Regions from separate parts of the Homo sapiens genome. Here region 2 is linked to region 1. Evidence: read pairs that join two places in POLR2A ChIA-PET (ENCODE). Cell type or tissue: Panc1. All regions are shown on one strand. Region 1 overlaps CUBN (cubilin). Region 2 overlaps RSU1 (Ras suppressor protein 1).

Region 1 (5,000 bases):
GGACTGTTACCTTTCTGCTTTATTTAATTTCCCCGCCCCCCCCCCACCCCCACCTGATTATGATTGCTTTTCCTTGAAGCTTAGAAGAATATGCCATGTAAGGGCTTGGTTTTAAAACTTACGTATGACATATTTTAATGTTGTAAAAAAATCACTCAACAAATGTACCCAGCACTTTGGGAGGTTGAGGCGGGTGGATCACCTGAGGTCAGGAGTTCAAGACCAGCCTGGCCAACATGGTGAAACCCCATCTCTACAAAAATACAAAAATTAGCTGGGCATGGTGGTGTGTGCCTGTAATCCCAGCTACGCAGGAGGCTGAGGTGGGAGAATTGCTTGAACCCAGGAGATGGAGGTTGCAGTGGGCCAAAATCATACCATTGCACTCTAGCCTGGGTGACAGAATGAGACTCTGTCTCAAAAAAAAAAAAAAAAAAATCACTTTGGTAGCACAGTGGAGGAAGGCTAGAAGAACCTACAACATGGGAAGGAAGAAGCTTATGATAGAAATCTAGATGGGAAGTGTCAAAGCCTTGAACGGACCCAGAGGGGAAAGAGATAAAGGGAAGGGCAGAAATCTGAGAGACGGAAGGCAGAATACATTGGAAGCACAGTGTTTGGACTCTGATGATATTTTAATGAGGACATGAATTGAGGATGACTTTCTATAGGTAATTTGTTGGATGATGGTGGCTTAGGAGACTAAGATTTAAGGGAGAAATGTTTTATTTAATTTGGAGTATTTTAAGTTGGAAGACCTGTTTAAATGGAGCTGTCTAGTTGGAAGCTGATGCTTGAGAAGGAATTTGGACTGGAGAGGGTGATGTAGCGGGGGTAGGTAAAGTTAGGTGAGAGGATAAACTGAAAATATGCCCCAGATTACTCCCACTGCATGTGAGAAATAAATTATCCACATCAAACACCACTGGTGAGAAATACCCATATCAAATTAACTCAGAATTTTGAATAATTTAAAATAAAAGGTAGTTAATCAATTACCTGTTTGGCTATTCTAACAGCATCAGTGACACAGTCTAAGATCATTAATATTCGACTCTGGAAAGTGTTTTGATCCTTTTCCTTTTGAATATAGATGTGATTAATGTTCTAAAAATGCACAACTCTCCAAACAAATCTCATACTCTGTGAAGACTCAGAAAAATCCAGGCAGTTTTCTGTAATAATAACCCTGATTCACTTTTCAAACTTTCTGTTTCTTCCATAGTGTGGATAAACTTCGTTTCTCTGATGCAAAACGGAGTTTACCTTCAACTTCTTGATATTGGGCATGTGAATTTTTCCATGCAGTACTTGAGGAAAGCAATTAGACATTGTGTTTTGAAGGCTTCCCGGTAAACCACACACCTCAAGACAAATTGTATCAGAAAATCCCTTTGCCACCTCCCCTACTTAGCTGTCTCAACAGTAACTTGAAAGCAAGTCTCACGGGCAGTGAGAGAGTGTTGCCTTAACAGAATTGTGTAGGTGAAGTAGCATACAAAAGCCAGAAGGCTATTTTGAAAGAAAAATTAATTTTCCTTTGGAGATTTTTTTTTGCACAAAAAAGGGATATATTCTTGCCTTTAGCACAGACTTTAGACCAAATGTCCTATGTCTGCATTTGCTTTGCTACCTTTCAAGTTGTTTTTCTTTTTCCTAATATAGTCTCACAAGAAAATGGTAATTGTTGTGTTAACAATCTCCTCACTGCTATCATCTGCATGAAGCTTCTCAAGTGAGCCAGGGTTCCCTAGCCTCATTAAATTACCATGTCTTTCCAAGCCACAAAGAAGACATTTTTAGACCTATTGTGATTTAACAGAAGGAAAAGTCTTACACTGTCAGAAGCATTCTCTATGCACGAGTCATTGAACAATTACAGTCACTTACTGTTTTCCTCTGGCCACAGTTAGGGAAAAGGTTTAAGTGGAGAATGTAGAAACGGAACTCCTTGCCAGCATTGTGTTACCCCTGTATTTCATGAAGATGATTTTTACCTCTTTTTCATCTGCATAAATGCCATCAGCCACTTGGAAATACTTCAAGTCATTGTAACTACTCTTTGATGGTAATGTTTAAGTGAAAACCTAAGTATTATGATTTTGCATTGCAGTGGTCTTACAAAGCTTTCAAGACCACACACTGACAAGTTTATTGATCATTCTGCATAACTTTCAAATTTTGTTTCATTTTGGTTTTTATTGTTTGTAGTGAGGAGAGGGGGAAGGAACAATAAGAATAGCTTTGACTGTAAGGTTTATAGGGTCGTTTAGTTATAGCTTTGGATGAAGACAAACTTGGCTAATAGGATGCCCCTTTTGCCTCCAACTCATTTATGTAAAACAACTCTGTCTTTCCCCTGAAGAGAGGGAAATCAACTTTGTGGACCAGATAGTGGATTTTCATTTACAAAGCTGTTTGCTCAGCCTGGAAAACAATATCTTCACTTAGTAAATAATTGATGTGAAGAGGAGACCATTTTAGTCTATGACATTTCCGTTTCGATCTTAACTAAAACACTAAGTAGGGTTTTGCAGATTTGCTATTTAGATTATACACTTGGCAATGTTTTATGTACATCTGCTTCAATTTTTCAGGATGAAGAGATTGGCTTATATAATTATGTGACTATTAGGTTCAATTCGCCTTGTGCATTTGTTATATTTGTATTGCTAGCGAGTCACAGCAAATTTGGGGGAACTATCCCTAGTTGCTAATTACTAAATATGTAGTGAAATTGGGTCTCCTTTTTCCTCGGAACTTCTGCTGCTGGAGGCCCATATGCATGGATGCAAGGTAAGGAGAAAGCACATTTGGCAAGCATGAGCTGATCTCTAACTGCAATGGAAATGTGCCTGCTTGTCTCCCCCCTGTGCTCCAATGCTATATGAATAATTGATCCTGAATGGCTGACAACCAGCAAAATGATCACACTGGGCTGCAGCAATCTGTGAAACTCTGAAATAATCTGCAAATCGGAGCATTTTTCCTAACCGAGTTCATAGTTTGCATCAGATTGTCAATGGCTTCTATGCTCCTATAAAGTTTAAAAAGCTGTTGGTTCTGTGGATTTGGCTAAGTGGGCATGGCCTATAGGCAGAACGGATGCTTTTAAGTACCTTCTGTCCTGTTAACTTCTGCTAGTTTAGTTGCTGCCCCTTCCTTTACCAGCAGGGTCGTCTCCTGCCTTGACTCTGTTTATGTGTGTCCTGTACAAATCACTTCACACTTGCAAACGTATTTTTAACCATCAGAGCCTCCAGTTCTTCCTGAGGGGGTCTCATACCAGAGAGTTGCTTGGCCTATTCACAATATGCATGTCACACTACACATCAAACTTCTACACATAGGGTTAGATCAGGGGCTTTCAGTAAACTTATTTATTTACTGTGCAGTAGCATCATTGTTTCATTTTTTTTTTCTAAAATGATGTATTCTATAACACTTCAGCAAAACTTCAGTGTAGAAAATGGAACTTGGCTCTATTAGATGGGAGGTCTGCAGGCATTTCAATTAGTGAGTTGCCAAGGAGAGACTGAGGGGTGTCCCCTGCAAGACAGCAGGGGGACAGACAGCACAGGAAGACAGATGGGGAAGACGCACCCTCAGGGACAAGTGGTGGCAGTGCCTGTGTTTCTGGAGTTGGTTCCTTCTGGTGGGTTTGTGGTCTCACTGACTTCAAGAATGAAGCCATGGACCTTCGTGGTGAGTGTTACAGCTCTTAAAATTGGCATGGACCCAAAGAGTGAGCGGTAGCAGGGTTTATTGTAAAGAGCAAAAAAACAAAACTTCCGCAGCGTGGAAGGGTACCCGAGCAGGTTGCGGCTGCTGGCTGGGGTGGCCAGCTTTTATTCCCTTATTGCCCCCTCCCATGTTCCATTTTTGTCCTATCAGAGTGCCCTTTTTTCAATCCTCCCTGTGATTGGGTACTTTTAGGATCCTGCTGATTGGTGCATTTTACAGAGCGTTGATTGGTGCATTTTACAATCCTCTTGCTAGCTACAGAGCGCTGATTGGTGCATTTTACAATCCTCTTGTAAGACAGAAAAGTTCTCCAAGTCCCCACTTGACCCAGGAAGTCCAACTGGCTTCACCTCTCACCTGGACTCAAAGCTCCCAGCCAGCCCCTGTTGCCCAGAGCACACATGCTGATGACGAGGGCCACTGTCTGCCTTCCTCCACCTGGGGTATTTGTCACATGGAGACTGAGTCAGGTTGCATTAAGGTCAGTTCAGAGACCTTTGCTAAGAGACCAAGGCAAAAATACCCAAGCACATATATAACAAGGACAGAATGAATTACAGTCCAACAAATGTATAAATATGTTCAGGTAGGCTGGGCACGGTGGCTCACGCCTGTAATACTGGCACTTTAGGAGGCTGAGGCAGGCAGATCACTTGAGGTCAGGAGTCCAAGACCAGCCTGGCCTACATGGTGAAACCCCGTCTCTACTAAAAATACAAAAAATTAGCCAGGCATGGTGGTGCATGCTTACAAACCCAGCTACTTGGGAGGCTGAGGCAGGAGAATCACTTGAACCCAGGAGGCAGAGGTTGCAGTGACCCAGTGACCCAAGATAGCACCATTGCACTCCAGCCTGGGCAACAAGAGCAAAACTCCGTCCCAAAAAAAAAAAAAAAAAAAAAAAAAAAAAGCTGGGCATGGTGGCTCACGCCTGTAATCTCAGCACTTTGGGAGGCCGAGGTGTGTGAATCACCTGAGGTCGGGAGTTCGAGGCCAGCTTGACCAACATGGAGAAACCCTGTCTCTACTAAAAATACAAAATTAGTCAGGCATGGTGGCACATGCCTGTAATCCCAGCTACTCGGGAGGCTGAGGCAGGAGAATCGCTTGAACCTGGGAGGTGAAGGTTGTGGTGAGCCAAGATTGTGCCCAGCCTGAGGAACAAGAGCAAAAAAATCCATCTAAAAAAAAAAAAAAAAAAGAAAGAAAAAAAGACATATGGCCAGATGGAAAGAGCTGATTGATGCATGATATCA
Region 2 (5,000 bases), 62 kb after region 1:
CTATTAATCTCAATAGAATGGAATGATCAGATGTGAGATCTTTGTATACCGTATGTTAATTCATTTTCTTTTGTCTTCAAACTTAGAACATTAGCTTAAAACACTACAAAGTATGGGGCTGGAAAAGATTGTGTTGGGGAAATATTGGTTCATGTATCAAATAGAATAAACCTGAAGTACATTAAATGGTAGTTTTAGTTATAGTATCCATACCTCATAAAGATCCTTCTTATTTCATCCGTTTCTTTGCATATCCATTAATTATTCCTTTGGACTCTGTGTAACTTATAATTTTAAGGGTGAGGCCAAATGAAAGGCACACATCAGAACAAGCAATTACTTGCAAGGAGGTTTCGCCTCTTAGTTTTTCAGGACACAGTGCAGACCGGAGAACGGTAATGTGGTTTGCAATCTCAGTGTTTGAATGGTGGTCTATGTAACTTGGTGTTCTTAACAGCTGTAAGTGAGGCTGGGCGCAGTGGCTCATGCCTGCTGTAATCCCAGCCTGACTCATGCCTGCTGTAATCCCAGCGCTTCCGGAGGCCAACGTGGGTGGGTCACCTGAGTGAGGTCAGGAGTTTGAGACCACCCTGGCCAACATGGTGAAACCCCCTCTCTACTAACAATACAAGAATTAGCTGGGTGTGGTGGTACATGCCTGTAATCCCAGCTACTTGGGAGGCTGAGGCAGGAGAATCACTTGAACCTGGGAGGTAGAGGCTCCAGTGGGCTAAGATCACGCCATTGTACTCCAGCCTGGGCGACAAGAGTGAGACTCTTTCAAAATAAATAAATAATGAAACAGCTGTAAATGCTTAAGTCTTTAGGGCGTGTCAAAGATGCCTATGTAATTTATTATATGTTTGTATTCTACAACGTTGTGCACTCTTTGTTAGGAGGATGAAAATAATAGATAATATGATTGAAATACCATGCCATCTATGCATGGAGTGTATTAATATAATACACGCACACATTTACCACATACCAGGCATTGTGCTAAGCCCTCTGTATGGATTAATCTTTCAAACCTCACAATGTATTGTCATTATATAGTTAATAGGTAAGGAAACAGATTTAAGGAGCATCATTAACTTGCTCAAAGTCACCCAGGCAATAAGTGGTAGAGCCCAGATTTGAAGCCACACCTGCAGACGTCGGAAGCAGTGTTCTCAGCTTCTCCTGTTTTGCCTTACTGGTTTCTGACAGTCATATGCACATACCCTGTGGAGGAGATGAAGATAACGGCTAATTCAGCGAGCATGCTGAGTGCCTGTGGCCACCCGGTCATGTTCTAGAAGCCATGGTAGCTGTCCTGTCTGGGCTAATGATTCTGTAACAATTTAGGAATGCATTCAGGGACACTACCTATGTTTATCCCATTTGAACCAGGGAAACAGGAACCTTCATCTTCCCAAAATACTTACACATAGTTTTAAAAAAATCTATTCCAAAAAACCTTATTGAAGTATTCGTATCGATAAGTGCATAATGACAGTACAAGTTGACAGATTTTCAAAGCAAGAAACATTATCAGTAGGTTGGGAGCTGGTGCTCCTCCTAGTCACTCTCCCTTTAAGTCCTGAGACTGCCAGCCTCCTGAGCTTATACTGGTAGTTCCAATGGAAATACATAACAGAATGCAAGGCTTTTACTTAACTCCTCCTTCTAGTCCTCATCTTGACCTCCCTTCCACTCGGAAGCGTGCCTCTTACAGATATGGGTGATGATAGAATTGGAATATCTCACAGTCTCAGATTTGGTACCTGACACGCAATTAACAATACTAATATTACTAATGCCAGTATTGCTAAAAACAGTTGTCTTATGCATATGCTATCTTCATTCTCCCTCTTTAAAAAAAAAAAAGCTTTTTTTTTTTTTTTTTGAGACGGAGTCTCGCTCTGTCGGAGTGCAGTGGCGTGATCTCCGCTCACTGCAAGCTCCGCCTCCCGGGTTCACGCCATTCTCCTGCCTCAGCCTCCCGAGTAACTGGGATTACAGGCGCCCGCCACAACGCCTGGCTAACTTTTTTTTTTGTATTTTTAGTAGAGACAGGGTTTCACCGTGTTAGCCAGGATGGTCTCGATCTCCTCACGTCGTGATCCACCCTCCTCGGCCTCCCAAAATGTTCGGATTACAGGCGTGAGCCACCGCTCCCGGCCAAAAAAAGGCTATTTTTTGAAGAGCAGTTTTCGATTCACAGAGAGCTGGAGCAGGAAGTACAGATCCACGTCTCTCCTCCATCCCCCGTTCCTAGTTTCCCATATTAACATCTTGCATTGGTGTGTTACGTTTGCTATGATTGCTGGACCAATATTGATGCGTTATTATTATTATTATTATTTGAGATGGAGTCTCACTCTGTCACCCAGGCTGGATTGCAATGGTGTGATCTGGGCTCACTGCAGCCTCTGCCTCCCAGGTTCAAGGGATGCTCCTGCCTCAGCCTCAGCCTCCCGAGTAGCTGGGATTACAGGCAGGCGCCATCACACCCGGCAAATTTTTTTTTAATTTTTAGTAGAGATGGGTTTTCACCAAGTTAGCCAGGCTGTTGATGCATTATTATTAACTAAAGCTTATAGCTAACATCAGGGTTCACTGTATATAGTATAGTTTTATGGGTTTTGGCAAATTAATGTAATGTATTCACCGTTACAGTATCACATGGAACAGTTACACTGCTCTAAAAATCCTCTCTGCTTTACCTCTTCATCCCCTCTCCCTCATTATCTACCTCCAAAACCTCAGACAACCACTGAAATGTTACAGTTTGTCTCTATAATTTTACCCTTTCCAGAATGTCATATAGCTGGAATCGTAGGGTATATAGCCTCTACAGATTGGCTACTTTTGCTTAGCAACATGCATTTAAGATTCCGCCATGTCTTTTTGTGGTTCGATAGCTCATTTCTTTTTAGCAGTGAATAATACTCCATTGTCTGGATGTACCACAGTTTGGTTATCCATTCACCTATTGGATGATATTTTGGCAGCTTCCAACTTTGGACAATTATGAATAAAGCTGGTGTAAACATTGTTGTGCAGATTTTTGTATAGACAGAAGATTTCAGCACATCTGGGCGAATACCTAGGAATGTGATTACTGGATCATGTGATAAGATTATGTTTAGCTTTATAAGAGACTATTAAGCTGTCTTCTCGAGTGGCTGTACCATTTTGTTTTCTACCAATAAAGAATGAGGTTTCCTGTTGCTCCACATCCTCACCAGCATTTGGTGTTGTTGGTGTTTTGGATTTTAGCCATTTTAGTGGGTATGCAGTGGTATCTCATTGTTTCCATTTGCAATTCCTTAATGACATATGATGCCGAGCATCTTTTCATATGCTTATTTGCCATATGTTTATCTTCTTTGGTGAGATGTCCATTCAGATTTTTCACGTACTTTTTAATTGGGTTGGTGTTCCTGAGTTTTAAGTCTTTTTTTTATATTTTGGATACTAGTTCTTTATCAGATATGTGTGTTAACAAATACTTTCTCCTTGTTGGCGCTGGTCTTTCATTCCCTTAATGATATTTTTCACACAGCAGAAATTTTTAATTATAATGAAGTCTTATCAAGTTTTTCCTTCGTAAGTTGTGCCTTTGGTATTGTATCTAAGAAGTCATTGCCAAATCTCAGGTCAACTAGATTTTTCTCCTTTGTTATATCTAGAAATTTTTATAGCTTTGTGTTTTTCATTAGGTCTGTGATTCATTTGGAGTTCATTTTTGTGAACGATGTTAGGTCTTTGTCTAGATTGATTTTTGTGTGTGTGTTGATGTCCATCTGTTTCAGCACCGTTTGTTGAAAAGACTCCTTTTCTCACTGAATTGCCTTTGCACTTTTGCCAAAGATTAGCTGATTATATTTGTGTGGGTCTATTTCTGGGCTTTCTATTTTATTCCAGTGACCTACTTGTCTATTGTTTCACCAACTCCACACTGTCTTGTTACTATAACTGACATTAAGTTTTGAAGTTGGTCAGTGTCAGTGCTCCAACTGTATTTTCTTCAATATTGCATTGGCTGTTCTGCCTTTCCATGTAAATTTTAGGATCAGTTTGTTGATATCCATAAACTTGCTGGTATTTTGACTGGAATTGATATGTAGATCAACTTGGGAAGAACTGACATCATAACAGTGTTGAGTCTTCCTGTTCATGAACCTGAAGTATCTCATTGTTTATTTAGGTCTTTGATTTCTTCCATACTAGCTTTGAAGCTTTTCTCATATAGAGCTTGTACATATTTTGTTAGCTATATATCTAAATATTTCATTTGTTTGGTGTTAATGTAAATGGTGTGTTTTTAATGTAAAATTCTATTTTTTTATATAGAAAAGCAATTGCCTTTGTATATTACCTTGTATCCTGCAAACTTGCTGTAGTTATTAGTTTCAGTTCTTCTTTGTTGATTCTTTGGGATTTTCTACGTACACATCATATTATCTGTGGAGAAAGACAGTTTTAATTCATCCTTTCCAATCTGCATACATTTTGCTGCTTTTTCTTACCTTACTGCGTTAACAAGGACGTCCAATCTGATTTTGGCTAGAAGTGGTGAGAGGGGACATCCTTGCCTTGTTCCCAACTGTAGTAGGAAAGCAACTAGTTCCTTAACATTAAGTATCTTGTTAATTGCAGGTTTTTTGTAGATATTTTTTATTAAGTTGAGAAAGTTCTTCCTCTATTCCTAGTTTGCTAAGAGTTTTTATGGGTGTTGAATTTTTCCAGTGCTTTTTCTGCCTCTATGCATATAATCGTATGGATTTCCTTCTTTCACCTGTTTGAAGTGATGGATTGCTTTTGTTTTTGAATTTGAACCACCTTTGCATACCTGGAGTAAGTTCCACTTGGTCATTGTGTGTACTCTTAGTACATTTTTGAATTTATTTGCTAACGCTTTGTAGAGGATTTTTGTATCTATGTCCATGAGAGAGATTGGTCTGTAGTTTCTCCTTTTTGTAATGTCTTTGGCTTAATGAGTTAGAAATTGT

Evidence for each region. Peaks named below come from ENCODE experiments on the same cell type or tissue, not always from the same donor. Only the 100,000 strongest peaks of a DNase experiment are listed, where the experiment ranks them.
Region 2: POLR2A ChIA-PET joins it to region 1 with 5 read pairs; 2 of 35 experiments call an interaction of 5 or more read pairs at or near these places.

Annotation. Positions count from the first base shown.
Region 1 is chr10:16,864,603-16,869,602 of GRCh38, reverse strand. All of the region lies in intron 59 of CUBN (cubilin), which reads left to right. Among named protein-coding and RNA genes, the nearest start is that of RSU1, 50 kb to the right of the region's middle. In Panc1, no CTCF peak of the experiment used is centred here; no DNase peak of the experiment used is centred here; H3K27ac peaks cover 1,286 bases.
Region 2 is chr10:16,802,555-16,807,554 of GRCh38, reverse strand. The region is part of intron 2 of RSU1 (Ras suppressor protein 1); the gene reads left to right. Among named protein-coding and RNA genes, the nearest start is that of RSU1, 12 kb to the left of the region's middle. In Panc1, no CTCF peak of the experiment used is centred here; no DNase peak of the experiment used is centred here.